Regions from separate parts of the Mus musculus genome. Here all the other regions are linked to region 1. A link is a loop called in an ENCODE intact Hi-C map of the cell type or tissue named here. Cell type or tissue: left cerebral cortex. All regions are shown on one strand. Each heading gives the region's core, and the rest is flanking DNA. Links, peaks and the distances in the headings are about the cores only.

Region 1 (10,274 bases), core at 884-8,883:
TTAGTCTTCAAGAAGAGTTTAAACAAAGTTAAAGCAGTATAAAGCCTCCTATTTGAGGAGCAGGGAGATGGCCCAGTCAGTAAAGTACATGCCAAGCAAGGAGGAAGACCTCAGCTCAATCCCCAAAACCTGTAGCTATGTTAAAGGAAAAACACAAACCAGCCAGATGCCGGGCTCACTGGCCAGACAGCCTACCCTACAAATCTGTGCGTTTCAAGCCTGCTTCAAAGAGCAAGAGGAGTGGGGTCCTGAGAAACAACACATGAAGTTATCCTCTGGCACTCACTGAGGCACGCACACCACGTGCACACTTTCTCTCTCTCTCTCTCTCTCTCTCTCTCTCTCTCTCTCTCTCCCACCCTCCCTCCCTCCCTCCCTCCCTCCCTCCCTCCCCCTACTTGGTCATAACTGTTTTTCCCCCTCACATATCTGAAAACAGTAACTCAAGTATTTTCCAATCATTCAAAAAGTTTGACAATTTCACTTTATTCCACCTCAATTTTATGATGTGATCAACCATAATTCATAATCCAGATTTCTTTGTATCTTCTAAGATCAATCAGTTTTTGCATTTTACTCACTTAATTAAAAGATACAAAAAAACATACAACATTAGAAGCCCGCCGTGTGAAGTGGTGTATGCCTGTAATTCTAGCCCTTGGGAAGTGTAAGCACTTGTTGATGGCTAGGCCAGGCTACATAAGACCTTGCATTAAGTAATTTGAAAGATAACTGGAGCACTTAGGCACCAAAAATTCAGAATACCTTTCCTGAATTAGAAAGGTAAAAGATGGAGCCAGATGGAGCTCTATAGAGCGAGTGCTAGGACTGCCAGAACTACACAGAGAAATCCTGTCTCAAAAACCTGGAAAGAGAAGAAAGGAAAGAAGGAACAAAGGTAGGGGAGGGAGGGAGAGAGAAAGAAAAGGGGGAAAGAGGGGGGTCAGGCAGGCAGGTAAGAGATGGTAATGGGGCTAGAGAGATGGCTCAGTAGTCAAGAGCATGTACCTTTGTGGATGACTGGAGTTCGGTTCCCAGCACCAATAACAGCTACTTCACAACTACCTCTAACTCCAGCTCCAGCGGATTTGAATACTTCATCTAGATCATCAGGTGCCTACACTCACACATGCATACAGCCACACCCCACACACAAACATAAAATCTTTAAGAAAGTGAGAGACCGCTGGACAGTGGTGGCACATACCTTTAATACCAGCACAGCAGAGGCAGGATGAACTCAGAGTCCAATGCCAACCTGGACTATAGATCTAGTTCCAGGACAGCCAGGGCTACACAAAGATCCTCTGTCTCAAAAAACCAAAGATAGCAGGGAATCTAAGATGTTACCAAATATACAAGCTTCTATAATCATTGAGCCTGCTCTTATCGTGGATCTCATAGTCAAACAGAACTGTTCATAAAAGGGTAAATGCATATGAGCATTTGAGAAATAACAAGATTATGACGAATAATTAAAACCTCACTACACAGCACCAAAAGTGCCATGCAACTTCTGTTTCACACTGCCTCTTTATAAAGAAGTCAGAGATTTAAATTCAGAGACAGGATATGGTAAAGTAGTCTATGGATATCACAATAACAACTGACAGTATAGAATTTTTATTCATATAGTCAGAAATATACTATTCATGGCTAGAGAAATGGCTCAGTGGTTAAGAGCACTGACTGCTCTTCCAGAGGTCCTGAGTTCAATTCTCAGCAACCACATGGTGGCTCACAACCATCTGTAATGGGGTCTGATGCCCTCTTCTGGTGTGTCTGAAGACAGCGACAGTGTACTCATATACATAAAATAATATTCATTTTGTAAATTTTAAAGTGAAATCATTTGGAAGGCTAACTGCCAAAAACCATCAAGAGGAAGGACACAGTGAGCTTGAGTCTTTCTTCTGTGTGCAAAGCACGGATGATTTACAAACATACCTGCTCATTGATAAGGATGCTGAGCAAACATACCTGCTCATTGATAAGGATGCTGAGCAAACGTACCTGCTCATTGATAAGGATGCTGAGCAAACGTACCTGCTCATTGATAAGCATCTGCACCATCTCCTCCTCGCCTAAGTTCTGCTGCATTATAAACCGCAAGCATTCAAAAAATGCCGAGATGACAGCTGAGCACTCAGAAGAGCTCGATTTGGTCCTCTCAGTTGACAGCCTAGGAAGTAGTGACTGAGGGTTATTCTTCCAAGAGGAAAAGAAGAGCTCAGAATCACAAAGACACTAAAAAGGAATCCCGCTGAATGAAAACTTTTAAGTCAAATTCTTTAAAAAAAAAAAAGAACAATCTTTTTTTTTTTTAATGTATGTATGTGAGTACAGTTGCTCTCTTCAGACGCACCAGAAGAGGGCATCAGACCCCATTACAGATGGTTGTGAGCCACCATGTGGTTGCTGAGAATTGAACTCAGGACCTCTGGAAGAGCAGCCAGTGCTCTTATTAACCGCAGAGCCATCTCTCTAGTCCCCAAAGGTCAAATTCTTTTTTTTTTTTCCAGATGTTTCTTTCTAATGAATTGACCATTAGACTTACAAATTCCTGCAATGGCCAACAGACCATAAAAAGATATTTCTTTAGGCTCCTGCTTGAAACCAATAGCTTCAGTAAACTATGGCCTTGATTCAGCGCCAAAAGCCAAATTCTTAAAACTAAAAACTAAGAGCAACCAAAATATTACAGCTGATGAGAATGTGAATATCAAGAATTAGAAAAAAAGCCAGGCGGTGGTGGCGCACGCCTTTAATTCCAGCACTCGGGAGGCAGAGGCAGGTGGATTTCTGAGTTCAAGGCCAGCCTGGTCTACAGAGTGAGTTCCAGGACAGCCAGGGCTATACAGAGAAACCCTGTCTCAGGAAAAAAAACAAAACAAAACAAAATAAAACCAAAAAAAACAAACAACAACAACAAAAATGTGATATCTAATTAATTATTAAAGTTTAATTATTAATCAACAATTGATTAGTTATAATTATTAATTATCATAATTGATCATAATAGAACATGCATGTCATTCATTGAACGACAAGTGGAATGAACTGTTTAAAGTGTTTAGCAGAAGTAACTGTTTTGGAACTTGGGTGTGGAGCCTGAGACCTCACACGTGTGTCTAGGCAGGTGAGCCTCATCGCAGGTCCTTAAGGGTTCTATGGATTTGGGCATCTATATCTGACAATATGAAAATACTATGACTCTTTAGAATATGGTCCATTTCTATTTAGACACTTAACTGTTTTTGTTTTTATCTTTGTACTGGCTACTACCACAAAAGCCTGGGCAGTTTTCAAAAACAGAAAAGGGTTGGTTACAGCGCATGTCCTACAAAAGGCTCTTTTGTGCACAGCCCAGCCCAGCCCAGACCACACTGCAGCACTCTGCCGTGCTCCCTCATTCCTATCTCTCTGAAAGCTTGAAGTGTTTAATAGAAGGAAAAAAAAAATGGTGAAATTCAAATTGGAAGGAAAAGTATGAGAATAAAAGCAAGAAAAATTCCTTTTGCTTTTAAAAACAGAATTTAGGCTGGCAAGATGGCTCAATGGGTAACAGCACTTGTCACAGAGTCTGAATAAACAAGTCCAATCCCTAGAATCTACGTGACAGAAAGATAGAAGAGGTTCCTGCAACCCACACTCCAAGCCTCATACATACATACAACGGCACACATATACATGTTTGTGGGTGTTTACAAGCATACATAAGCCACGACACACACAATAAACAATAAACGTAATTTTTAAAGTAAAAAGAAATGTATTTGCTCACCCGGTAACTAGAGAGGTGAGGAAGTTTTTGAAGAAGTCCAGCTTTGGCTCTGTGATGGACTGAGGGAGTTTGCTGATGAACGGTAAGAGGTAAGGATACATAACAGCAGCTAGGCCCCGGCCACCCTCTCGGATCATGGCCATCAGCTTCGGAAACACACTTTTCTTGGCATTTACATGAAACCAACAGTCCTAACCAAAAGAGAAAAAAAATTTATAATAGTAATTAAAAATTGTAAGTGTGATTCACAGATAAGAGAAAGCAAATCTCAAGAATAAGAACCAAGCAGGGGACCTGGGGAGATGGCTCAGCAGTTAAGAGCACTGACTTCCGAAGGTACAGAGTTCAAATCCCAGCAACCACGTGGTGGCTCACAACCATCTGTAATGAGATCTGACACCCTCTTCTGGTGCATCTGAGGACAGCGACAGTGTATTTATATATAATAAATCTAAAAGAAAAAAAGAGGTGTGGCCTCATTGGAAGAACTGGGTCACTGTGTGGGTGGGCTTCGAGGCCTTCTATGCTCAGGCAGGCTGAACAAATTTTAGCATTTTTCCAGTGAGTTTTATTAGACAGGACAATGTAATGCACTCTTTCACGTGGCGTTTAGGGAAGTGTGTCTCCCTTACATACCTCAATAGTTGTCAGCGTGTAGAGCACAGCCTCCCAGAGAGCTGGGCAGACCACAGGGTCACTGTCATCAATGCTGAGCAGGACAGATGGACTCACTTTGGCAGCTTCCTCTTTCATCACCTGGGGAACGTGCTGGCACAAAGCAGAAACTAACTCAAAATATGCTGAGCGGACCTAAAAGAAGAACCAGAAAGCGGGATGAAACCAAAGCCTAAAGACAGTAGCAATTGCTCACAATTCCCTGTTCGCACAAGGCAAAATAAAGACAGGAAGAATATAATTTTTAACAGAAACCCTATTTAATAGCAGAACTCTTCATTTGGGGTTTCAAACCAGTCTAACAACATTAGCCACAACGAACACAAAGAAAAGCAAGCACAGCAAAATACAATTAATCCTCTACAGACTTCATTAAAAGTGCTTATCTAAAGCACTTATCTAAACTCCAGCATTGGGAGGAAGAGCTAGGCAGATGTCTGTGAGTTCACACAACCTTGACTACAGAACAGAGCAGCCTGGACTACACATAGAAACTCATTCCCAAAGATACAAACAACAACAAAAGTGTTCTATCTTTTTGTAAGACTGTACATCTGGAAAAGCATAATTGCCAAAACAAAAGTGTGTTCATCTAATACATGTAGATGTAAAGCTCAAGGGCCGTGTTACAGCTAATGTCTCCCACCAACTCAGTTCACATGCTGAAACACTGAAACTGCTATATACAAGTAACTAGGTCTTGAGCATATTACCTTCATAAATGCAATTAATAATTAATAAAAGGAAGCTCAACATAATGGCAATGGCTCTAGTCCCAGGACTCAGGATGCAGAGGCAGGTAGGTCTCTGTGAGTTCAAGGCCAGCCTATCTATATAGCTAGTTCCAGAACTAGAGCGAGTTCCAATTCCATGGTGAGGCTTTCTCAAAAACAAAAAATAAACAAAAACACCAGTAAAACAAAGCAGTAAGACACTAACTACACAGGAGGGCTTGAGGGAGCAAGGCTGCCCTTCTGCCCTTCCATGCCTTCCCACAGGTAAGGATGCAGTGCAGAGGACCCAGCTTTGAAGCATAAATCTATGTGGTGGTTTGAATACCCTTGACCCAGGGAATGGAACTATTTGGAGGTGTGGCCTTGTTGCAGAAAGTGTGTCCCTGCGGGCTTGGGCTTTAAGACCTTCCTCCTAACCACATGGGTATCAGCTGTCTCCTAGCAGCCTCCAGATGAAGATGTAGAACTCTCAGATCCTCCTGCACCTTGCCTGCCTGGATGCTGCCCTGCTCCCGCCTTGATGATAATGGACCAAACCTTTGAACCTGTAAGCCAGCCCCAATTCAATGTTGTCCCTATGAGAGTTGCCTTGGTCATGGTGTCTGTTCACAGCAGTAAAACCCCAAGACAACTCATCTTTAAAAAAATAATCCCTAGAAGATCTGCTAGACTGTTCATCTAGTCTTTCTAAAAGTATTTTTAGAGTTATTTTATTTTATAGTATGAGTGTTTTGCCTACACTTATGTATGTGTACCATGTACATACCTGATACCTGCAGAGACAAGTAGAGGCCACAGGCTAAAGTTGGGGGCTACAAAAGGGTGTTAGATCCAGAGTTTCCTATAGTGTGTGCAACTGCGTAGGTTATGGAAATCAAACCCAGATCCTCTGCAAAAGCAACAAGAGCCCTGAACCACTGAGCCATCTTCAGCCTCCCCGCCCCGCCCCCTGTTGAGTCGTAACTGTGAGCCTCTATAACTCTGAGCCTCGCATTTCTACCTTTTTTGAATTACCCAACTTAGCTATTTTGTTTGAGTATGGATGGGCTGAAACAAGCAGATTTAACACAATGAGTGAAGTAGAAGACTGACTCAAAGAGCTTATTCATACACAGAGAGAAAACTGAAAAACACAGGAGACATACAAGACAGAAAACAGGACATTTAATCTATAATTAGTTGCAATTCCAAAGAAAGAAAGAATGAAATGAAGGAAATATCTACAGGCAACATCTGAGAATTCCTGAGGCAATTAAATACCCCAATCCACAGATTTAAGAATCCTAATAAATCATAAGCAGGACCCATAAATGTGTGAGAGAAAATCCATACCAGGACAGACCATACTGCCTTAAGAAAACGCAAAGAGAGCCAGCTGTAATGACACATGTTGTTAGTCCCGGCCCGCAGGAGACAGAGGCCAACCTACATAAGAAAGTGACAGGATGGAGCTCAGAAAGCATCGATGTCAGTTCAATGTTCAACAACATCACAGAAGGGAACAGAGAGTTACAGTCTAATCGAGAGGCAACTAAGTAATTCCTGAAGGAATTACAGAGGCGTAACCATCACAATGAACATGAGCTCCCTGAGTGTGGTGGCGCACGCCTTGGGAGACAGAGGCAGGCAGATTTCTGAGTTCGAGGCCAGCCTGATCTACAAAGTGAGTTCCAGGACAGCCAGGGCTACACAGAGAAACCCTATCTCGAAAAATTGAAAAACCAAAAAAAAAAACCCAATAAACATGAGCATAAATGCAGTACAATCGTGGCGGAGTTACAGAAAACAAGTTTTAAACTCGAAGCTATTGGCATACCTGAGGTACACTGTGTTTTCCATACTTCCAAAATTTATTCTGTGATAAAAGTGATTTAAATTTCTCCTCCAGAGAATCAAGCTCATTGTTAGGTAAGAAACAAAGCAATCTCTTCAGTGCCAATAAAGAGCACGTCACGACTCGGTGGAACTTAGCCTCTCTCTCTTCCTCTGGCACAGTTCTAGAGTTAAAAATAAACAAGTAAGACTGCAAAAAAGAAGCCAAACTACATATTTGGCACCTTTATATTGTTGTATTTATTTATATATATTTTGTTAAATTTCTACCAGCTACCTTATTTCTGTATCTTTTCCCCCACTACAAACACCTTTCAAAACTCATAGAATGTTCTGTCACATGTATTTAGCTTGTGTGCCTTTGCGTCTAAAGCACGGTGGGTGAGGGAGCGTGCATGTGTAAAGCGTGGAGGGTGAGGGAGCGTGCATGTGTAAAGCACGGTGGGTGAGGGAGCGTGCATGTGTAAAGCGCGGAGGGTGAGGGAGCGTGCATGTGTAAAGCATGGTGGGTGAGGGAGCGTGCATGTGTCAGAGGAGGAAGTGGGGGCAGCTCCTCTCCTTCCTCCATGCTGGTCTTAGGGAGTGACTGCAAGCGCACTCACCCAGCACGCAGCCGGCCAGCCCCAGGTAGAATCTAATCACACAGTGTATAACTGATCCAAGGCGAAAGCAACGGCAAAGCCCAAACCCGGCAGCATGGAGCAAGGGAGGAAGCACCGTGCTCTCTGCAGCAGGGATCGGCAACTCTAGGAGTCTGACTACATCCCTTGATGGCGTCTCAAAGGCTTGGCTACAATATAGCAGTACAGCTAGAGAGATGGTTCAGAGGTTAAGAGCACTGACTGCTCTTCTAAAGGTCCTGAGTTCAAGTCCCAGCAACCACATGGTGGCTCACAACCGTCTGTAATGGGATCTGGTGTGTCTGAAGATAGCTACAGTGTACTCATATACATAAAATAAGTAAATCTTTTTTAAAAAAATAATAACAGTAAAGATAAATAAAACATTTTTACTACTCTTTTTACAGAACTATTTGATAACAGTTTCAAGTACGCCAGACCTTAAAACAGTTTTTGCTATGACTGCGAAAAGGTTAATTAAAAAATAACAAAAATAACAAAAAACAAAGCTATAAGGTAGAGTAGTACACGCCTTTAATCCCAGCACTTGGAAGGCAGAGGCAGGCAGATTTCTGAGTTCCAGGCCAAAAAAAAAAAAAAAAAAAAACTACATATGTATCTCAGAAAATTCAACTTTAACACCAGCCAAAGTTCAGGGAGGCACCATGCAGCATTTTCTGAGGTAATTTTACCTGCATTTGGAATTCCTTCTCAAAACACACCATACTGAAATAATGCATCCAAACCAACTAAGTAAATGCCTAGTGCACATTAGTTAGAAACATGCAGCTTACTGAGGGTCACTGAGTGTGTCAGGAGTCTCCTTCAGAAGATGGTCCTGTAACACCTGAAGGAGAGAACCACCAAAGCCTTGAGACTTATGGCACTGACAACCATCATCGGATGTAGGAACAATCTACCTGCTAAAGTTCTCATGCCCTTAACCCACAGACTAGCTATTTTCGGCATCAAAACTAACAGGTCTAAATTTTTGCCCATTTTTGTCTTCCTACTTATTCCCTGCCTTGGCTGGTACTGTGACAAAGACAGGGTACTTTATGACAGCTCAAATGCCCATCCGCAGAAACGTTCCTCTAAATACTCGTAGCTACTTGTCGGCCATTATTCCCACTACAGCAGCACAGTGGGCTGCTCAGCCAGTCTGAGAGACAGACTAGGGTTTGCTTTCCTTCCCCATCTCTGGCCCGCAGAGAACACATATTGTGCACGTGTGCAGGTCAGGGGCAGTCAGTTCTGTGGAGTCAGTTCTCTCTATAGACCTTTGAGGATGGTAAGGAACAAGTCAGGCGTACTAGGCTTACGTGGTGAGCATTTTACCCACTGAGCCATCTTGCCAGCCCCTCGATAACTTTCGAGGTTACCGATATCTTTTATATGGATTGTGTGTGAGAGAGAAACAGAGCTTGTTCCTTCTTGACACATTTACAAGAGTAGGTAAAAGAGCCGCCACCGGATGCCTGCCAGCCTTAGACAACTGAGAAACACGGGGACACAGTGGCTGCAAACACTCACAGTTGTAATTTCTTCCTTGCAAAACGCTATGGCTTCAGGTTGCTTGCTTGGAGGGAAAGCGGCTTCGAATGCATCTTTTGCTGCCAGTGCAGCTGGTGGATATGTGTCACACTGAGCCATCAACCAATAGCCCATCACGCTTTTTAAATAGGGAGCTAAGTGCTTCTTTACTTTAAGGATAAGTTTTTCAAAAGCTTGCTGCGTCGCCTCTCGAACACGGCGATCATGATCCTATTGAAAGCAGAAATGTGGTTTAAGAACAAATACTAATATTTGTAAGAATTCTACAATGGCTCACAGTAGTAATTCATCCATGTATATAATCAAACTAATAATAACTTTTGACAGGCTAGAGGAAAAACTTAGCAGTGGAGCACATGTTTTAGGCTAACAGTGCCCTGAATTCAATTACAAGCCAGAAAAAAAGAAACCTAGAAAAAGAAGAAAACTTGCTTTGAAATGAGTTAGGGTTTCTTTACTGACAATCATGGAAAATAATTTCATGTGAAATAATTTTTCCTTTCTCCCCCTTTCCAGTGAGATTGTAGCCAAGACATGTTCAAAGACAGAGTAATAGGAGGGATTCATTCTCGCTCTTCTGTAAAAACCCAGTGGGCAAACCCTTGCAGAGGTAGCCCTTTAAGCAGAAACAGCTCATGAACGCTAATGCTTGCTTACAAGGGAGATTTTGCAGAAGATTCTTGGCCAGTATGGAAGAACCCCTTTGACGGCTTCTGTGTCTCTCTCTGTGCACATAATTCCAAATTCTTGCATTGCCTGAAAATAATTAACATCATCAAGGGTTAACAGAGGTAACACGACCTACGATTTTCTTCCTTTCGTTCTGGGAATTCAATCAACTTTATTTAAAAGGAGAATGCATCATTTCTGCCTGTGCCACAAAGAAACATGAAAAATTCTTTCATAGTCCACTCTAGCAAAATTTTAACCATAAACAAAGAAAACTATGTGGTAGTGATTTAATCCCAGCTCTTGGGAGGCAGAGCCAGGAAGATCTGAGTTCAAAGCCAACCTGTCTACACAGTGAATTCAAGGGCAGCCAGGACTACACAGAGAAAACCTGTCTCAAAAACA
Region 2 (10,274 bases), core at 1,286-9,285, 57 kb before region 1:
TGGAGGTGGGGGATATAAAAGTCTCACAAAGTCCAGGGTAGCCTTGAACTCTCTTTTGGTTAAGGATGACTTTGAACTACAGATCCTGCCTTCATCTCCCAAGTTCTGGGGCTCCTAACGTGCCACGCTATCATGCCACGCTATCATGCCACGCTATCTGTGCTTCTAGACCAGTAGTGTTCTTACCCTGACCAGGGCAGGCAGCTTCCCTACTCTTTCACATTTACAAAGGATTTTGCATCTTAGGACTAAGCCCAAGAGACAAGAAATTGTATTCACAGTGCTAAGAAGTAGAGTGTCAAGAAGGTTCTCAGGCCACTCACATACGTGGCCATGCATAGCGATGCACGTGATGTAGAACTGCCTGCTGTGTCTGTAAAGAATATTACATCTATTTTTTGATGGAACAATAAAACCACATAAAATAGAACAAACCCAAACTGAAGTAGATCCAGAAACTCCAGTGTTAATAAAACGATCTCGAGGATTATAGCCTGGGTCTCCTGTCTAGCTCCAGAAGCTACACAGTGGCTCAGGGATGTGACTGGAGAGTCTACATGCTAGACTTAACTCCTCAGTAGTTAAAGGTGGCCCTGAAAGACTGGCGTGGTGGCACACGCCTTTAATCCCAGCACTCGAGAGGCAGACGCAGGCAGATTTCTGAGTTCAAGGCCAGCCTGGTCTACAAAGTGAGTTCCAGGACAGCCAGGACTATACAGAGAAACCCTGTCTCGAAAAACAAAAAAACAAAAACAAAAACAAAAAGGTGGCCCTGAACTAAACTGATTTGACAAAGCAAGAAACAAGAGACAGGCTTAGCAGAGCAGTCGATTTACAAACTCTTATACATTCAAACTCCAGGGATTATTACAGCTATCATAGAAAATAAACCCATTGCTTAGCTGAGATTACATGTCTAAAAAGTAGCAACCAGCAGGGTATATTGGCTCAGTCCTGTAATCTCGGTACTCAGGAGTGTAAGATAGATTACAGCTGGCCTGGGCTACATAGTGTGACTGCTTCCTCAAAATCAAAAAGGTAGAATTGTCATCGTTCTTCGTTTTCAGTCTTACAATACAGTCTTTTAAAGTACCTACTACATGTTCCATTACATCATCAAAACATACCACACACGTTTTACCATTTACAAACTCACTGGCATCAGCTACTCTGAGGTATGTGGTACTCAGGCCAGTTCAGGTGTCTGCTCTGTGAAGAAGCTGACAGCCCTCCTCCGTCTTCTCACTCTTGCCCCGTTTCTCCGTCATCTATTGGCAGAATATCTTTTCTCCCTGTTGCTGTGCTTCATGCAAGAAAACCAGACAGTTCTGGCCCGTATTTAACATAAGAGCCCTCCATGGTGGCCCCAGTGGGAATAAAGTCCGTGTGTTTTGGCTGCATGCATGCAGGGCCTCTTTCACTTATTTTTCAGTTCTTGGAAATGCTAAGGCAGAGAGCTGTCTAGACCTGGCTAGAGATGCCTGTACTAGACAGTCAGTCCTCGGTTACATTTTATTTAAGTCTTTTGATGTTAGAATTTTTGTTTTAATATTTTGTCCTTTTGCTTTTTGTAAAATCCATCCCATGGTTATTACTGTATAGCTGGATAGGACAAAGGACTATGAGTTACAAAGCAAAATCTTGTCTAGTTTCTTTATCCAGCGTTTCTAGAAAATTCTTATTTCCGACTTCTTTTAAGAAACTTTTTCTTTATGGAATTGAAAACACTTTCAAAGCTTGCACTTGCATGCACATGTGCGCGTGCATGACCATGCACACACACACACACACACACACACACACCAGTGAATCCCTCATTCTTGCACTGGTGAAGGAAAAAACTAATCTTCTTTTGGTTTGCAGGCCAAGTTATATCATTCATATATATATATATATATATATATATATATATATATATTTTTAAGGAGTAATTATTGTTTCCCTTTTAAAGGAGCAGAAAGGGGGCTGGATGGATGGTTCAGCAGTTAGGACCACTGGCTGCTCTTTCAGAGGTCCTGAGTTCAATTCCTAGCAACCACATGTTGTCTCACAACCATGGATAATGGAATCTGATTCTATCTTCTGGCCTTCAGGCATTCATGCAGCCAGAGCCCTCGTATACTTAAAATGATTACTATTTTTTTTTTAATTAGAGAAGAAAAAAATACTTCTATAAGCATATCCTCAAAAATAGGTCTTAAGAATTCTCTTTGAATTGTAAGTTAACAGGCATGTCAGGATAATTAAAATGGAATTGATTATAGAAATCTAAGTTGGGAAATTCTCTGATATCACTTCATAATGTATATTCAGTGTTCATAACCCAGCCCAATACATATCAACTGCTTGGATGGTGTGAATGGAAATGAAGTGACTTTATTCATAGTTTTTTTTTTTAATTTAATTTTATTTTTATTAGGTATTTTCCTCGTTTACATTTTCAATGCTATCCCAAAAGTCCGCCATACCCCCCCCCGAATCCACTACCCACCCACTCCCCCGTTTTGGCCCTGGGGTTCCCCTGTACTGGGGCATATAAAGTTTGCAAGTCCAATGGGCCTCTCTTTGCAGTGATGGCCGACTAGGCCATCTTTTGGTACATATGCAGCTAGAGTCAAGAGCTCCGGGGTATTGGTTAGTTCATAATGTTGTTCCACCTATAGGGTTGCAGTTCCCTTTAGCTCCTTGAGTAATTTCTCTAGCTCCTCCATTGGGGGCCGTGTGACCCATCCAATAGCTGACTGTGAGCATCCACTTCTGTGTTTGCTAGGCCCCGGCTATTCATAGTTTTAACACACACACAATTGTGATTTCTTTTTTCTCCCTTTGTTCTATAGAAACCTGTGCCCACTTTAAAGATCTTCATACGCCACACACTGGCCATTTGCAGTCTCTGACGACTGAGTTCAGTGCTTCCTTCTCTGCCATTTGATGCTGTCAGTCAAAACATTTACAAGTAACAGAAGCAGCAGAAACACAGTCCCTTCTTGGTGTTTTCTGTCATTCAGATACAGTCTCTGTCATCTTACAAAAGATTTCCCTGGGGAGCTAGGCAGCTGCCTTGGTACACTGTCTGTTTTACAAGGACCTAGGTGAGATTCCAGAAATGAATATAAAAACCCAGGCGGATTCCTGGAATCTTTCTGGCGGGCCAGCCTAGCCCAGCAGTGAACTTCCAGGCCAGTGGGAGACAAAATACATCAAGATTATCTTTCGACCTCCATTTGTGTACAGACACACACACACACCATTTCTTAATTATGTTGTGTAAGTTAGCAGACATAGCTGTAAAGCTCCTCACAGATCTGCAGGGAACATATTTCACACCATCAGAGCTTGCTTGTGCTCACACCGCCTTCTAAAAGTGACCCCAGAGTGGAAGCATGTCTGCTCCTGAGGAGAAGCCACTGTCACTCTCACCCTTGCTCTCACCCATACAGTACTCACTTTCAGCTTATGTTCATCTGCAAGTCTGGAAGTCCTTCCCCTCCTGACAACACGGGAGAGTAGCTTTAAAGACTCACTCACTCCTTAAATCAGGCTCCAGCCTAAACTGCATTATTGCTACCCTCAGGTGCACGGCTTGCTGCCCAGACTGAAGGGGAAAGTAGACCTGCTGGTGTTTAACCCCCCCTATGTAGTGACTCCGCCTGAAGAGGTAAGACTCACAACAGAACTCAGTCTTTGTTCCCAGCTGTTTCACGAGACCAAGTGAACTTCCCGTGACTTCGGTCACTGCTGCTAACAGCACTCCAGTGACTGTTCAGAGGCTGTCGGTCACGGATGTGTGAGTGATGCAGAAGGGGAGAGATTCTGCTGCAAGCACCAAGTGTGATCTGCCTAGTCAGAGCTCTCACCCAGATCAAGCCACAGTGCTTAAACGGGTCCATTACCCTAAATAACAAATCTGAATGCACACTTTAAAAACACTTGTAGTCAACTAAAAGTATTCGCCGATAGTTTCCTTCTCAACGTCTGGGGTTTCATCCCTTCAAATGATCAGAAATTAAAAGTATGGGGCCAATCCCGATCTTCCATAGGGAACCGATGGAAGCACATGTATTTAAGAATGTCCGCCGTAGTGAGGAGGTAAGCCGTATCAGCACGCCCCCAGAAGGTGAAGGGACATAGAGTAATAACAGATGAGCACTGGCTTCTCTAATTGGGGAAAGTAGACCTGCTGTATCCTTTGCTGATTGTTCTCTGGCAAAGCTGTAAAATACCATGTTCAGTCCTACTCCAAGATGAAGGACCCCATTTGTCTCTTATGAGTGCCCTCACGTGCTCGGGTGAACTGAGGAGCCAAAATAAGCCACAGCACAACAGTGTCTTACAGTCTGCCCATAGCTCCTATAATGAAATGCCACACGGTGGGTAATTAATATCTATTTCTCACAGGCTGGAGGCTGTGGAGACATTTCAAAGAGTGTGACTGGCAAAGGCCTTGCTGCTGCGTTATGATAGAGACACCACACGCTGAGAGTGAGGAGACATTCATAAACACGTGACTCTCTTCTCCTTTTCAATATGGCCACCAGGCCACTATAGCCCTCTTGATCTCCTGACCCTAGTCAACCATCTCCAGAGGCCACCAGCATATCAGTAGTGGGTGAAGCTTCTGATATACAAACTTAAAGCTCAAGAAAGAGCTGTGAAGAGGACCCTTGTGATACAAACGGTTCAGTCTGGGCCAGAGACCAGTGAGGGTCCACACTGTGCAGGCCCTCTGACCACATGCACACCCACACACATCCGCACACACACATCCCACACCCACACACAGCCACACAGGAAGTCAATCAATTTTTAAACAGGGTTCCGGCCAGTGATTCCAGTCCTTAACATCTATTTTTAAAAACCATTCAATAGCTGGCCGTGGTGGTGCCTTTAGTCCCCCAGTCTCAGGAGGCAAAGGCAGGCAGATCTGAGTTCCAGGCCAGCCAGGGCTATACAGTGAGACCCTACCTCCAAGCAAACACAAATCATTCACTTAGAGGATAAAAACTGAAGCAGACAGAGCCCGTGTGCAGAGCAAGAGGGAATTCATGGTCATGGTTTCAGTTCATACAGAGAAAACAGTCATTGAGGAAACAGTTCTGAGAACACGGTGACCCACTTGGCGTCTCAATGTATTTCCAGCAAGATGGCTCAGCAGGTAAAGGTGCTTGCCTGTAACGACGACTAGCTTAACCTTTAGCAAGGGTTAAAAATAAAGACTTAGAGATGACATCCAGAAGACATAAGAATTGGAGCCTTAAAAATCTCTGTATTCACTATCACATTCAGACACTTGAAATCAAGTGCTGAGGCTTGTACCTGTGGTCCCTTAGGGACCAAGGATGGACCCATTTGCTGGCCCAGGGAGCAAGCAACCAGATGGCCACTAGCATATGCCTGACTCCTTCTGAAATGGAATACTCTCTTCTTTGGCCCCAGGGTTGGGCTGGTGCCAGACATTCTTGAAGTCATCTCAGTTATAAACAGATAAATGGGGCTGGCTCAGTAGCCTGGAATCTTATCGCAGGAAGCCCCACTGCATTCTGGAGCAGCGGGTAGAGAGGCCTGACAGGGACTGACCCAAAGCGTCACACCTGCTGAAATAGCCAGACCAGTTCCTACAAAAGGATGGAGTAGTGCTGAGAGCACTGAGCAGGAGCAGCTTGCCCAGAATTAAAGCACGGGGCATCAGCCCAGAATTAAAGGGAGGTCTCCAGAGTCCCGAAGCAAAGTGGAATTCATGATCTCCCAGTGTAATTGTGATGAACCACACTGAGTAGGTGATAGATGTGGCAATAATCAGAATTACATTCAAAGAAAAGAAACAGACTCAGCAGATGTCAAACACCGGCTAAATAAGCTATACTCCTTCAGTAAAATACGACACCAACATAAGGAATGAGTTCGAGCTCCTCCAGAGGACATGCGACATCCTTGAGATGTTGACTGATAGGGCGGGGCTAGGGAGATTCCTTAGCCGATGAGATGCTTGTGAAAGTGAGGCCCAAAGCTGGTTTCCTCTGAACCCATGTGAAAGCCTCGCAGCAGCCCATGCCTCTAATCCCGCAGACCTGAGGCATGGTAGGAAGCCCACAGGACAGCTAGCGTGGTCTATCAGTAGGAAGCCCACAGGACAGCTAGCGTGGCATATACAGAGGTGGACAGGAGAGACCACCATCTCCGACAAGGTGCCAGGCAAGGAGTGTGTCTGACCTGCACGTGCCCACACACACCACACACACACACACACACACACACACACACACACACACACGCTACACATAGCACTACACATAGTGTGTCTGACCTGCACATGCGCCCCCCCCCCCCCACACACACACACACGCTACACACACGCTACACACACACACACACACACACGCATGCACACATGCTACACACACACACACATGCTACACACGCGCGCGCGCGCGCGCACACACACAGACACACACACGCACACACACATGCTACACACACGCACACACACACACATGCTACACATAGCACCATCTGCACAAAAAAGGAAGGGCAGGGAAGAATGTGAAATGTGATTGAAAACAAAGTTGCTGAAGATGGGGGAGGGGCAGACAAGCAAACCTGAACAAACCTTCCCTTGTAAATAAGTATAGGTACTTTATTGTTCTGTAAAATTAGGTAATTTGATTGTAAAGGGCTTATTTTAAATTGGGAAACATGACATATTGATTAAAAATTTAAAAAAAAAACATGATTGTATATAAAACTAAAGTCAAATATACCTAAAGGCCACAGCAAAAATCAGAAAAACAACTGTGCCTACGTTGATCTTAATTTTCATTGATTTCTTCAGAATATTCCTGTGGTAGCAATTGAACCCAGGGCCCCACAAATACGAGATGAGCTCCGATACTCAACTGCATCCTGTCCCTTGAGAGTTTGAGACAGGGTCTCACCGTGTAGCTCAGGTTGGCCTTGAAATCAGAGTCCAGTCTTAGGTCTAGAGATTGCAGGTGTGCCCGGCACCCAGCATGCTGCTTCGTTTGTTGGCCAAGTCTATGGCCTCTCATAGCAGAAGGACCTAAAGAGTTTGGCAGAATGGTGTTCAGGAGCCAAGGTACATTCGTTTGAAAATGTGTACTTGCGTGGAGACGTTTTTTGTCAGAAAGAGTGTAATCTCAGTGAAGCCTGAAGCAAATGTCTCTGATTGCCGACAGGTAGGAAGTCGTGGAATAGAAGCAGCCTGGGCTGGCGGCAGAAACGGCCGGGAAGTCATGGACAGGTTCTTCCCACTGGCTCCAGAACTCCTCTCCCCAAGAGGGCTGTTCTACTTAGTTACCGTAAAAGAAAACAATCCCGGTAATTAGAGAGACAGAGTGTGTGTGTGTTTCTGGTTAACTATTCACTTGCTGACAACAAGAGTTGGAAGGCTGACTTATTAAACAGCCTGAGCTGTTGAGCAGTTTGATCACTGACAGTGTGTTGGAAGAGGAGAAACACTTTTAAGAGGTAAAAACGTTCATGTTTTAAAACCTGTTGTCTTCCTGGGACAGAGCAGTTTCGCTCATTCATAAACTAATATTCAGATATAAACTCTGACTCCTAGCAGTTCGACCTCACCGTGGGTTCCATCCCATGGAGCAGGTCTTAAATCCCAGCAATAATAATAATAGAGAAGTTGGTCGCTGCAGTAACAGCTACACCTTGCAGGCAGGCCACTGTTGGAGTTCCCAGGATTCATAGCTGGATGGAGAGTGATGACTCCTTCCCCACCCCCATCCCCACCCCCACCCTTTTGGAGGCAGGAGCCTAAGGACAGAAGAAAGCATTGGATTCTAAATGTAGTTAGAGGTGGTTGTGAGGTGTCATGCGGGTACTGGGACATGAACCCAGATCCTCTGCAAGAGCCGTAAGTGCTCTTAACCACCAAGTCATCGCTCGGGCCTCTGGTTTTATTTTCAAAAGAAGTGAATTCATTTATACTCTGGACACTGTTAGGATTCAGCTCGTCCAAATTTTCATTGACCTTTCCCATAAAGAATATATGGTAGAGACTGACACCAACCAGCTAAAACTTGATCACCTGTTATAATAACAAGGTTACATAATGATTCTGTGTAGTCGGAAGTGGGCTAGCACTACAAACTAGGCCCTTGAGGGCTGGAGAGATGGCTCATTGACTGCTCTTCCAGAGGTCCCGAGTTCAATTCCCAGCAACCACATAGTGGCTCACAACAATCTGTAATTGTATCTGATGCCCTCTTTTTGTGTATCTGAAGATAGCAACAGTGTACTCATATAGATAAATAAATCTTAAAAAAAAAAAACCAAAAAACTAGGCCCTTACGTCTGTCAGAATCCTCGGACCTTCATAAAGTTGTGTCCCAGATCTCCCAGGTCCAAGCTTGAGGTAACAAACATTTGCCTGGCTTACACTGTTTAATCAGAGGAATTTTTTGTGTTTATCTTCCTACTAAATTGCTCAGTGATCATGGATATCACCAAATGATTTAATTGAATTTTACTTTTATTTTTCATTTTAGAGGAAATCTTTAAAACAATGAAGACAAGAGGTCTGCAAGGGACCACAGCACTTTGCAGGCAAGCAGGCCAAGAAGCCCTGTCAGTCCTCAGGTTCAGCAAGTCCTAGTGTCCTGAAAGCCACAGAAGTAAACAAGAGCTGCCGGCAGCTGAACAATCGCTCAGTAGGTTTCAGACTGATGCCATTGCCTGGCCAAGAAATTTTATTAGAAATCTGTCATTTAAAAAAAAAAAAAAAAGTGGAGCCAGGTGGTGGTGGCACACACCTCTAATTCCAGCACTCTGGAGACAGAGGCGGAGAATCCCTGAATTCAAGGCCAGCCGAAATGCAGAGTGAGTTCCAGGACAGTCAGGGCTGCACAGAGAAACCCTGTCTCAAAAACCTAAAACCAACCAAACCAAAGTGAAAAGAAAAGGCAAGAAACCCGTGAGGGCTGAATGGATAGATGGCTCAGAGGCTGAGACACTGACCGCTAGTACAAAGGATTGGGGCTCAGTTCTCAGCACCCACATGGTAGGGTAGTTCACAAGGGATCCTGCCCTATTCTGACCTGTACCTTTGGAGGTCAGAATGACATGCATACATACTGCAGGCAAAATATCCATACACAAAAACAAAATAAACCTAACAAGAAGAAAAGAAAAAGATAGAAAGCTGGGTCATTTTGTTTTCAGAGAATCAACATATGAGTTTTTCTGTGCAAGTGCAAGTAAATATGTATTATATGTATACCATATTTTATATATTTATATATGAAGGCACGTTTGATTTAGCCTTAGCTATAATATAGCAAAGCAATTTAATTACCCTAAATGTCCACCAGAAAGGACACTGGTTAAAATCTCAGCCTAGGGCTGGAGAGATGGCTCAATGGTTAAGAGCACTGACTGCTCTTCCAGAGGTCCTGAGTTCAATTCCCAGCAACCACATGGTGGCTCACAGCTATCTGTAATGAGAGCCAATGCCCTCTTTTGGTGTGTCTGAAGACAGCTACAGTGTGCTCATATACAATAAATAAACCTTTAAAGAATAAATAAAGTAAAATAAAATCTCATTGAATCCATTCCACTGAACATGTAGCCATGAAACAAGGCACTGTGTAGATCCTGCACCCGAGGCTTTTTGGTGACCAGGACAACTGAGTGCTAAGAGGCTGGAGCTGAATTTCATCCCATACACGCTATTTTGAAAAGCCAGCCAAAGCAGTGTATCGCTGTGTGTATATAACAAAGATTGGGGGGGGGGGGGAATAAAGGGGAATAAACTACAGGAATAAAAGAACTTCAGCCTTTGTGTAGCGTCTGTTTTACCTGGTGGTAATATTGGACTGTCCATGGACTATCACAGTCCGCATGGTAAGAACTTAACTGCAGACAGTGTAAAGGTGAGCTTTCACTCTGTGAACAGCATAACGCCACTTGCTGATGCTCCCAGGGGTTCATCAGGAAGGCCCCTTTCCCTCAGTTACTTATGAAGGCCCACCTCAGGCTAGTGATGTCATCTAAAAGTCCAGCCTCCTATGGAGGGAAGCTTAGATGATCATTTGCAAGGATCGTGACCACCTTCCTCCTCTATCACTTTTAGGAGTGGCTACTCGTGCATTGCCTACCCCCCCAATGGATAATGATACTGTACCCAGCACTACCTTGACTCAGAGTTAATACTATATACACAGACATAATTTTTTAAAGATGTGGGGGTGAATACATGCCACAGTGGGCCAGTACCGCAGGAGCCCAGAAGAAGGTGTCAGATG
Region 3 (10,274 bases), core at 1,431-9,430, 57 kb after region 1:
TAACTCAGGAATGACACAGCAGTAAGTGTTGGGGCTGGCTCTTCTAGCTGCAGCATAGCCTCACTAGCACTGAGTATCTCAATGTTTTCCTGAAGTGGTGGTGTGCCCTAAGAAGCGGTGTTGAATAGGCTTAAGGTCTTGAAATGCTAAGACCATCCCTGTATTCAGAGATTTGCTTTGTAGGCTTAATAGGCATAGGTTTTCTTCAGCTCCTTGAATTAATCTTGAAAATGTGATTATCTCAGTAAATTTGTGGAGCTGCATCTTACTCCTTTCTTTAATTTATTACATATTTTCTAAGGAAAATAACTTTAAAATTTAATAGTGTATATATATTCATTTTATTATTTTAGAGAGTGAGTAAAGGAATTCTTAAAGCATTTGGTAATTCTACTGAAAAATTGGATGAAGAAGTAAAAAATAAAGTTAAAGGTAATGTCTGATTTTTTGAATTAAAACGCTATAGTTGAATTCTTCTGTACCTTAGGACAAAATTACTGGCACATATATTTCAAACCCAGAAATAATTTAATTAAAATTTACCCATGTTATTGTTGAGTTTCAAAAATCAGTCCTCCAGCGGTAAATATTTTGGAAAAGCTTAGCTTGTGATATATTCTTTTTATGCATTAATATATTAAGATCTATAAAGATAGAATTAAGATAGCATCACAATTTTATTTTTCTGAAACTAATTCTAATTAACAGGCAGTAAGTGAATGACACTAGTTTGACTTATCCGTAGCTGGTTATTAATCATAAAGCTGTCTTAGCTCTTGTGTGTCATTTAAGGATTTAGGACGCTCTAGCTCAGGCTGCTCCAGAACTCACAGATCTTTCTGCCTTGGCCTCTTGAGTGCTGGAATTACAGGCATGAGCCACTACACTTGGCTTTGTCCACAGAATTTAATATGATGTTGGCATTCTCCTGCATGCTTTCCTATAAAGTCATAACTGCTTATGTGTAACTGCTGGGCATTTGACACAGGACTGGTGAAACACAAGAAGTACGTTTGATTTTCATTTAAGTTTTGTAAAATGTTAGCTAGCGGTCCCGGTGACCAAGGGTTCCAGTATTAAAGCTCAGGTTCCAGTTACCTCCTAAGAGGTATCTGTGCCTCCTCAGCTTGCCATAGAGCCTGCCTGGTAACAGGACGGTGCCTCTGGCTTCTGCATGTGGGCGAAGACCGCTTGAGTAATGCTTATACACTTCATGTAATTTGAAAATTATGTGACTGGATATTAAAATACTCTCTGACTTTAAGCATGTCAAAAGTATTAATAGGACTGTAGAAAGTCAAATGGAACAATTTGCCTGATAGTTCCCAAGGGTTTTGTATTGTTATGTTTTAAGTATAAAAAAAGTTTATTGTCAGAGCTCATAGACCAAGTTATGGCTATTCTTCTGTTAGACTGCAATCTCCTATCAGTACTGGCTGTCATCAGATGTTAGCGCTGGAACAAGGAGTGATAGGACTGACTAGCAGAGTCTGACCTTGTTGTTTCTGATCATAAGAACAGTCCACTGAGTGGAAGTTTGTTTCCTATTAATAAACAGAAGACAGACAGACAGACAGACACACACACACACACACACACACATGTGCGCACAGACACATATCATTTATAAAAAGGTAATTGTGTTAATTTTGTTCTCAGTGGTAGACTATATACTGTTAACTCCCACAACTTACAAATGTAACACTGGTAATTATGAATAGAAAAAAAACTTTTAGGGACAGGAAATTAAGAATGAAAATTTAGATAAGTTATTTAAACTTTTCCCAATTAACTTTAAGAAATAATTGTAATTCTTTTGTTGTTATAGATTATGAAAAGAAAAAGGCAATCCCGAGTTTTGTGGACCGCATCTTTGGTGGCGAGCTGACTAGTACGATCATGTGTGATGAATGCAGGACTGTAAGTGGGTGTTGTGGGGTGGGCTTGGACACTGAGGACGGACAGACGTATCTAATTAAAGAGGAGCAAGGAGTGTGCCTTTGCCAGGGCTATTTAATTATTGACTACTAGAGTGGTATTGTTGGTTGGTCTTGAGATGAAGTCTTGCTCTGCAGCCCAGGCTGGCTGGGAACTCACCAAAGTTATCCAGCCTCAACCTCTGAGGGCTGGCATTCTAAGTATGTACCTCCATTCCCAACCCACACATGATAGTCTTTTTTGATGTATATGGTTACTCACTGTAAATATATTTATTACCCTTAAAATCTTTAATAAATTGCAATAACTTTAAATTCTTCCCCAACTCATGGTCTTCAAAGTTCTATAATTTTTTTATTTCAAATATTCTTTTTTTTTCAAAGATTAATTTATTTTATGTATGTGAGTACACTGTAACTTTCTTTAGACACACCAGAAGTGGGCAGATCCCATTACAGATGGCTGTGAGCCACCATGTGGGTGCTGGGAATTGAACTCAGGAGCTCTGGAAGAGCAGTGAATGTTCTTAACCGCCCCCTTCAAAGTCTCTTAATCCTTTGCTTACTAAATGCCACCTTCCACCCTTCATCCTTGGGTGGTGAGAGAGGAGCCCTGATAGGTAATGCTTAATGTGAATGTCTTTCTCTGCTGGATGGGACTAATCTAATAGTAAGATTTAACATTTTTTTTTCCTTTTCCTTTTATATTGCCTTTGGTTGGTTAAGGTCTCCTTAGTGCATGAATCGTTCCTTGATTTGTCTCTTCCAGTTTTAGATGATCAGGTGAGTATTACTTTAGCAAACAAGATTTATTTCCTTTTGTGTTAATTTTGTCTTTGTAGGATTTTATGAGGAACATCTTTTAAGGATCTGTGTATTTCCAGCCAGCCCATTGAGAAGTTTTCCAGTGTTTACTAGAGATGGAATCATGTTTAGGATTTGAAAAGAAAAAGGGCTCTGTTCTTTACTTAAAAGCTGTGTCTAGGATTCTTTGTAGGTATTATCTTGATAGGATTACATATAGGGGAGTATTTTTTTCCTATTAAAATAACTGTTTTCTGTATTTAAAGCTGACGACAAGCTGACCCTTGTAGTCTTTAGTGCATAAAGATTAAACAGAAATGATTATCTCAGTTTATGCCATATTAATTGGGTTCCTTTTAAGTTGCTGTAAGATACAAGCTGCTGGGTGTGGTTTTCTGTGACTGTACTCTCAACTCTGGGGAGGTACAACTTAGCAAACCTCTGAATTTAAACTTGGGTTGGTCTATATAGGAAGTTGCAGGCCAACAAGGGTGACACCAGTGAGTACCCAACTTCTGAACAAGTGACTGAGTATGGAATAAGTCATTATTCAAGTGACTTATTCCAGACTCACTTTACTTTCCCTAAAACCATCATTCACATGCAGAAAAAGACAAAACTACAGAGGAATTCTGTGGTGTGACCTAGAAACCACTTACACGAGTGCATTTACAAAAGGACATCTATACAACATGCTATGGCATGCAGCCAGTAACACTCACTGCATTCCTTTCTAATCTACTTACATGTAACACTGACTTTTGTGTATATAGGTATATTTGTGTAGAGGTATGTTTGTAAGGTGGCTTTGAACCCATGGAGGAGCTAGAGCTTGGATGGTTGTGAGTCACTTGACATGGTGCTCCTTCTAACTGCTGAGCCAGTTCCTCCCCCCCCCCCCCCCCATGGCCTTCTTGCTGTTTTGTTTCATATTTCCTCACCCTGTGATGATTGTTGTTATTGGAGATAGAGTGTCTGTATGTAACAGTCCTAGTTGTCCTGGACTCGCTCTGTATTCAGGCTGGCCTCTAACTCAGAGATCTGTCTGGCTCTGCCTCCTGAGAATTGACGTTAAAGGGGTGTGTCACCATGCCTGACCTTTATATAACTTTTTATATATTGTGGGAATTAAAAATAATGGAGTAAAAAACATTAGGCAACATGGATTTTCTTTGTCCAAGTAGTAGTGGTAATATTTTGCTTTTCTCCATATTTTAAGAGTGGTAAGAAAAGTATAAATGATAAAAATGTGAAAATGACAATGGAGGAAGAAGATAAAGACAGTGAGGAAGAGAAAGATGACAGCTACATGAAATCAAGGAGCGATCTTCCGTCAGGGACAAGCAAGCACCTACAGAAAAAGGCAAAGAAGCAGGCCAAAAAGCAGGCCAAGGTAGGAACCTACGGGGGCATTATGCTTTGTCTATAGTTACATTTATTTATTGTATGTATGTGAGTACTCTGTAACTGTGTAGATGGTTGTAAGCCTTCATGTGGTTATTTGGAATTGAATTTTAGAACCTCTACTTGGCTCTGGTCGGCCCCGCTCACCCAGTCCCTGTTCATTCTGACCCAAAGATTTATTTATTATTATAAATAGGTACGCTGTAGCTGTCTTCAGACGCACCAGAAGAGGGAGTCAGATCTCATTAAGGGTGGTTGTGAGCCACCATGTTGTTGCTGGAATTCGAACTCAGGAGCTTCGGAAGAGCAGTCGGTGCCCTTAACCACTGAGCCATCTCGCCAGCCCCTAGTTACTTGTTTTTTATAATTAAAAACTTTTATTAGCATGCAGAGTGGTGAGGTTTAACACTATACTTTTTGTTTTGTTTGAAATTTTATTTATTTTTATGTAAATGGGTATTTTGTTTACATTGTTGTGCCAGGAAGCATTCATGAATCCCAAAAGAGCACCAAGGAGCCCATAATAGCACTGGGGTCTCTTTATTACAAGCTCAGGCTTGGGCTCTCCTCCAGCCCAACCCTGAAACAGCAGGACAGGAAGGGAAGGTGGAGCAGCCCTGAGCCCTCAGCAGGACAAGGTTTTATAGGAACTGGAAGTAAGTGAGGGGGAGTCTATCCTGGCAAGTATCTGAAAGTGTACTGTAAGCCAACAGGTGGGTACTCTCAAGACAGTCACCAACGGTCTGAAAGGACATCTGAAACCATCAGACTAAGGAAGTAGCTAGGGAGTAACTTTGGCCAGGACAAGCCATGGGATCCTTCCTTAGCTGTAGGTCAAGTTCTCGGGCTTTTTTTCCTCTAAGATGGAGGCTGGTCCTAAGATGGAATAGGGTTGGCTTTTGCAGCATGTCTGTTCATTCAGCACGTTTATGACTGGTGCCACCACCACCAGCCAGAAGAGAGGATCAGATGCTCTGCAGTTGGGGTTCTGATGGTTGATAGCTGCTCAGAGGGTGCTAGGAATTGAACCTCGGTCTTCTTCCTTCCCTTTCCTTCCTTCCTTCCCCTCCCCCCCTTCTCCCCCTTCCTCCCCTTCTCCTTCCCCTTCCCCTTCCCGTATACTGTCACTGTCTTCAGACTCTCCAGAAGAGGGCAACAGACCCCATTACAGATGGTTGTGAGCCACCATGTGCTTGCTGGGAATTGAACTCAGGATCTTCGAAAGAGCAGTCAGTGTTCTTAACCACTGAGCCACCTCTCCAGCCCCAAGCAGCCACACTCTTAATTGAGCTGTTTCCCTAGACCCTACATATAATTTGTTCTTATTTGCCCCTGTCTGTACAGGCAGAGATGTGAATTTAGTAGGGATTTATTTTTAACTGGCCTTGGGCATGTGGCTTCTTTGCTTCTTTGTTAAAAATTTTCGTTTTCAGAATTTTCATCTATCCTGTAGCCAAGGCAGTCTTGGAGTGTGTCCTTTTGTGATTGTTTTAGTGAGACCCCTGTTAATAATCAGTAATTACAACTGGTAGGTAAATCTTTCTGCCTTGGTTTCTAATTACTGTGACAATAAACTATGAACAAAGGACGTGAAAGTTTCATACTTCTAGACGGTGTGAGTCCAGATGGCAAACAGAACAACTCAGAGCTCACCTCTTTTTGCTTTTCAAGACAAGGTTTCTCTATGTAGCCATAGCTGTCCTGGAACTCACAGAGATCTGCCTGCTTCTGCCTCGTGAGGACTGGGATTAAAAGGTGCAGCACCACCTCCAAGCCCAGAGCCATAATGCAGCAGAGGAAGCGCACCGGGAATGGCATAGGCTTAGAAGCCCTCAGTGTCTGCCCCCAGTAAAGTAACTCCTGCAAGGCCACACCCACTCGCATAGACCTGTGGGGCCATTCTCTTACAGACCACCACTTTGTCTCATACTGGCTGCTCAGGTCTAAGTCATAGAGCTCTGAGTAGCTCACTTCTCAGGAATAGACACCAACTCATACTACTATTTCCACAGTAGTCCAATGTAATGAATAGTGATTATTCTTGATCTCATTTAAAGAATTTTTTTGTCTTAATTTATTTGAACTCTGATAGTAAAGGAATTTTTAAAATCAGAATTTGAGAGTGAACACTCCTTATGAAATGATGTTTGAAAACCAACAAAATCTGATATAGTATGTACACTCATATTCTGTCTCTCTTCTCTCTTTATATGTACTCTTTACTAAGAACCAACGAAGGCAACAAAAAATTCAAGAAAGATTTCTTCACTTCAATGAGCTCTGCGCCACTGACTACACGGAAGACAATGAACGTGAAGCTGACACAGCACTTGCGGGAGAAGTGGAAGTGGATACCGACTCCACCCATGGTTCTCAAGAGGAGGCCACACAGATAGAGCTGTCTGTTAACCAGAAGGATTTGGATGGCCAAGAGAGCATGATAGAAAGGACACCTGATGTGCAGGAAAGCCCAGAGGACCTAGGAGTGAAAAGTGCTAACACCGAGAGTGATCTGGGGATTGTGACGCCTGCTCCTGAATGTCCTAGGGATTTCAATGGTGCCTTCCTGGAAGAAAGGACCAGTGGAGAACTAGACATTATCAATGGTTTAAAAAACCTTAATTTGAATGCTGCTGTTGATCCTGATGAAATAAATATAGAGATTCCGAATGACAGTCATTCTGCACCCAAGGTATATGAGGTCATGAACGAGGACCCAGAAACTGCTTTCTGTACCCTCGCGAACCGAGAAGCGTTTAGTACTGATGAGTGTTCCATTCAACATTGCTTATATCAGTTCACCCGGAATGAGAAACTTCAAGATGCCAATAAACTGCTTTGTGAAGTGTGTTCAAGACGGCAGTGTAATGGACCAAAGGCAAATATAAAAGGTATTTATTTTTCTTGTTGTAAAAGTTGATATTAAAGTGTGTATTTTGCAGGTAGAATAATTGTGAATTATCACATCTGGGTTTGGAGAGTCACAAGTACTCTCATGCTTGTAATTGTGTTAGTAAAAAGAAAAAAAAACTGCATGGCATGGATTGAAAGGGAGTACAGTGTCACAGACTGTTGAAGATTTTCATTGCAGTTGAAGTATTCTAAAGTTCTTTCTTTCTCTTTTTCTTCTTCCTTCCTTCCTTCCTTCTTTCTCTCTCTCTCAAGATTTATTTATTATTATACATAAGTACACTGTAACTGTCTTCAGACATGCCAGAAGAGGGCATTAGATCTAATTCGGGTAGTTGTGAGCTACCATGTTCTGGGATTTGAACTCACAATCTTTGGAAGAGCAGTCAGTGCTCTTACCACTGAGCCATCTTGCCAGCTCCCTAAAGTCATTTCTTTACATGTAAAATAATATAAAGAATAAGTAATGTTGCTTTTAGGGATTTAATTTTAGAGCAGACAATGGCAAGCAAGCCAAAATCCATAGGCCTAATACTGTTTCTGATAGTCTCTGAGCAAACCGTGTTTCCTCTCATTGTGGTCATTTCTTATGAAGGGAGATATGCCAAGTACCTCCAGGCATCCTGCTGATGTGAAAGTTCTCAAAGATATCGTAAAATGTTTTGGTGTCTGGAATTCAATCTAGGACTTTGTACATTTGGTAGTGAGTTGTACTTTAAAGCCTTTTAAAAAAATGCTGTCCTCAAAGTTGCCATCCTATGCCTCTACCTCTTAAATACCGGATTACAGGCATGTGGGAGCATGTGCCTGTCACAGCCTCAAAAACATTTTATAGGTTTTTATAAATAATTTGATATGGAACACTTAACTGCCAACCCTAATTAAATGTGCTGCTGCTTACATTCTTCATGTGTTATGGACATTTTTCAATTTATACTGAGAAAATGTCCTTGAATTTTGCCTCTTGGTTATTAAAGACACAAATATGACCACAGTCTGCTGAGGTTTGTTCCTCCTGGCTTTAGAGCTTTAGGTCGTCCTTCTATAACAGACTGACTGTTTGCAGGTGACAGGAGACATGTTTACACCAATGCCAAGAAGCAGATGCTGGTCTCCCTCGCGCCTCCTGTCCTCACTCTGCATTTAAAGCGATTCCAGCAGGTACCCTCAGAACTCCAAATTAGCTTACGTATGCAACCCCTACTTTAGTCTCTTCTGAATTTTTTTCTGCCTTGTCTTAATTCTAATTTCAAAAGAATGGGAAATTTAGAAGAGAAAATATATCTAAGTTTGTCAAAGTGAAGAAATTTAGACAGTCCTGGTTTCTAGAGCTTATGATTTGTAGTATCTTATTCAAAGTTTAACTTTAGATTAGAAAAACACCAGTTTACTGCTAAAATGTGTATGTAGTATATCTTAATTTTTTAATGACTTGATAAAAAGAATATATTAGATTTTCATAGTTTTGTGACTGGATCATCTTTTCTGGAAGATTTGATATATTACTACAACTTAGAAATTCTCCAGGATTTTATAGACATTTTCCCTCTAATTGGTCAAGTATTGGCTTGACCAATTGGTTGGGTCTTACTGGCACTTGTGTAAGCATGGTTAGACTATGTGACTCAAGAAAAATATTCTGCTATTGTTGAATTTTAGGAACTTAAAAATCTCTGACCTAATCTGGTATTTGGGGTGACTAAGGCAGAACCAGGGAAATCTCACCAGAGCACTTTTTGGTAATGTGAGGTACTTAAAGAAAAATCTACACTAGCCAGAAACAAGACAAGGAAAAAGTCTCTATAGAAAGGTGACTGGGGCTACATGTTCTTTGGGCATTAGAGGACAATCCGTATAGCTTTTCCAGGAAAAGAACTCAGTCTGCCATCCTTCTTTTTTTTTTAGGCTGGTTTTAACCTGCGCAAAGTTAACAAACACATAAAGTTTCCAGAAATCTTAGATTTGGCTCCTTTTTGTACCCTTAAATGTAAGGTAGGTAAAAGTGTTTTGTTTTTTGTTTTTTTTTTTTAAAGGAAATTGTTTAAGAGAAATCATGACCTATCAAATACTCTTCTGGTATTTCACATTAAATATGAAATTGATATTATTTTAGAAGGAGGGCTGGGATGCAGCTCAATGATAAAAGTGATTGGTTAGAAATATTTTATAGAGGGGGACTTTGGTTATTATATCTTTGGTTTTAGTTAGGGTTTTGCTGCTGTGAACAGACAACATGACCAAGGCAACTATTGGTTTGTTTGTTTGTTTTTTTCCGAGACAGGGTTTCTCTGTATAGCTCTGGCTGTCCTGGAACTCACTTTGTAGACCAGGCTGGCCTCGAACTCAGAAATCCACCTGCCTCTGCTTCCCAAACGCTGGGATTAAAGGCTCGCGCCACCACGCCCAGCGATAGTTGAGATTGAAGAGCACAGAATAGTTGAAGGGAGGAAAAGAGCACTACAGAATGGGTTAAGATTTTAAAATCCAGTCTTTATGGCTGAAAAGGAATGGCACTGGAAACCCAGGCAAATCACCGGTGCACATACCTCTCTGTCAAGGCAAACAGTGCAGAGACTATGGAGGCACAGGCTGCCCAAGAGTACAGGAAAGGACTGTTCAAGAACAGTGATAATTAGAGCACAAAGGAAAACGGCCCTGCTTGAGGGAATGCGTTTTTACAAGAGCTGTCATACCTATGGTCTTAAGCAGCCTTAACTCGGGGTTTTAAAGTACAACCTAAATGTTAGCCTTACAAGGTTTATATTGGTGGCAGAACCAGGATGGCCAAGATATAAAGGTACTCTAGAATTTTCTTGAGGCCTTTAACTGGCAAATTGAGTTAATACCTATGTCATTTAACCATGATATTATTACGTGGTTCATGACCTAGTTTTTGCACCATAAAATCAAATTCAACTTTGATAAAGGTGAAGTTATCTCTGTGGGCTAGGACAGACAGGTGGTGTGACAAGATGTGAACATGTCTTTCCAAGGACATGTGTGTAAATGGGACAGTAACACTGGATTATACGTATTTTATATGTTTTTAAGAATGTTGCTGAAGAAAGTACACGAGTGCTGTATTCCTTATATGGAGTTGTTGAACACAGTGGTACTATGAGGTCAGGGCATTACACTGCCTATGCGAAGGAGAGAACTGCAAGCTGTCACCTCTCCAATCTTGTTCTTCACGGTGACATTCCACAAGGTAAGCTATCT

Evidence for each region. Hi-C counts contacts between places; a loop is a spot of excess contacts. Peaks named below come from ENCODE experiments on the same cell type or tissue, not always from the same donor. Only the 100,000 strongest peaks of a DNase experiment are listed, where the experiment ranks them.
Region 2: a loop joins it to region 1, with 2.0 times the contacts of the local background. A loop is called at or near these places in 5 of 42 quality-filtered maps.
Region 3: a loop joins it to region 1, with 2.1 times the contacts of the local background. A loop is called at or near these places in 14 of 42 quality-filtered maps.

What each region holds. Positions count from the first base shown.
Region 1 is chr16:87,416,389-87,426,662 of GRCm38, forward strand. Ltn1 (listerin E3 ubiquitin protein ligase 1) reads right to left here. Exons shown (of 30, transcript NM_001081068.1): 3 at 9,858-9,956; 4 at 9,180-9,410; 5 at 8,441-8,493; 6 at 7,010-7,190; 7 at 4,421-4,594; 8 at 3,785-3,975; 9 at 2,047-2,182. It overlaps Gm25896 (a small nucleolar RNA gene), which reads right to left and starts at 2,656; the gene lies at 2,521-2,656. In left cerebral cortex, for the core only: no CTCF peak of the experiment used is centred there; DNase peaks (open chromatin) are centred at 4,279 and 4,553.
Region 2 is chr16:87,358,946-87,369,219 of GRCm38, forward strand. It overlaps N6amt1 (N-6 adenine-specific DNA methyltransferase 1 (putative)), which reads left to right. Exons shown (of 6, transcript NM_026366.2): 4 at 3,575-3,658; 5 at 7,194-7,335; 6 at 8,520-9,704. The coding sequence ends at 8,626. Among named protein-coding and RNA genes, the nearest start is that of N6amt1, 9.9 kb to the left of the region's middle. In left cerebral cortex, for the core only: no CTCF peak of the experiment used is centred there; no DNase peak of the experiment used is centred there.
Region 3 is chr16:87,472,754-87,483,027 of GRCm38, forward strand. It overlaps Usp16 (ubiquitin specific peptidase 16), which reads left to right. Exons shown (of 18, transcript NM_024258.2): 10 at 354-432; 11 at 1,829-1,920; 12 at 2,664-2,720; 13 at 3,961-4,134; 14 at 6,373-7,036; 15 at 8,122-8,216; 16 at 8,961-9,047; 17 at 10,107-10,263. Among named protein-coding and RNA genes, the nearest start is that of Cct8, 18 kb to the right of the region's middle. In left cerebral cortex, for the core only: no CTCF peak of the experiment used is centred there; no DNase peak of the experiment used is centred there.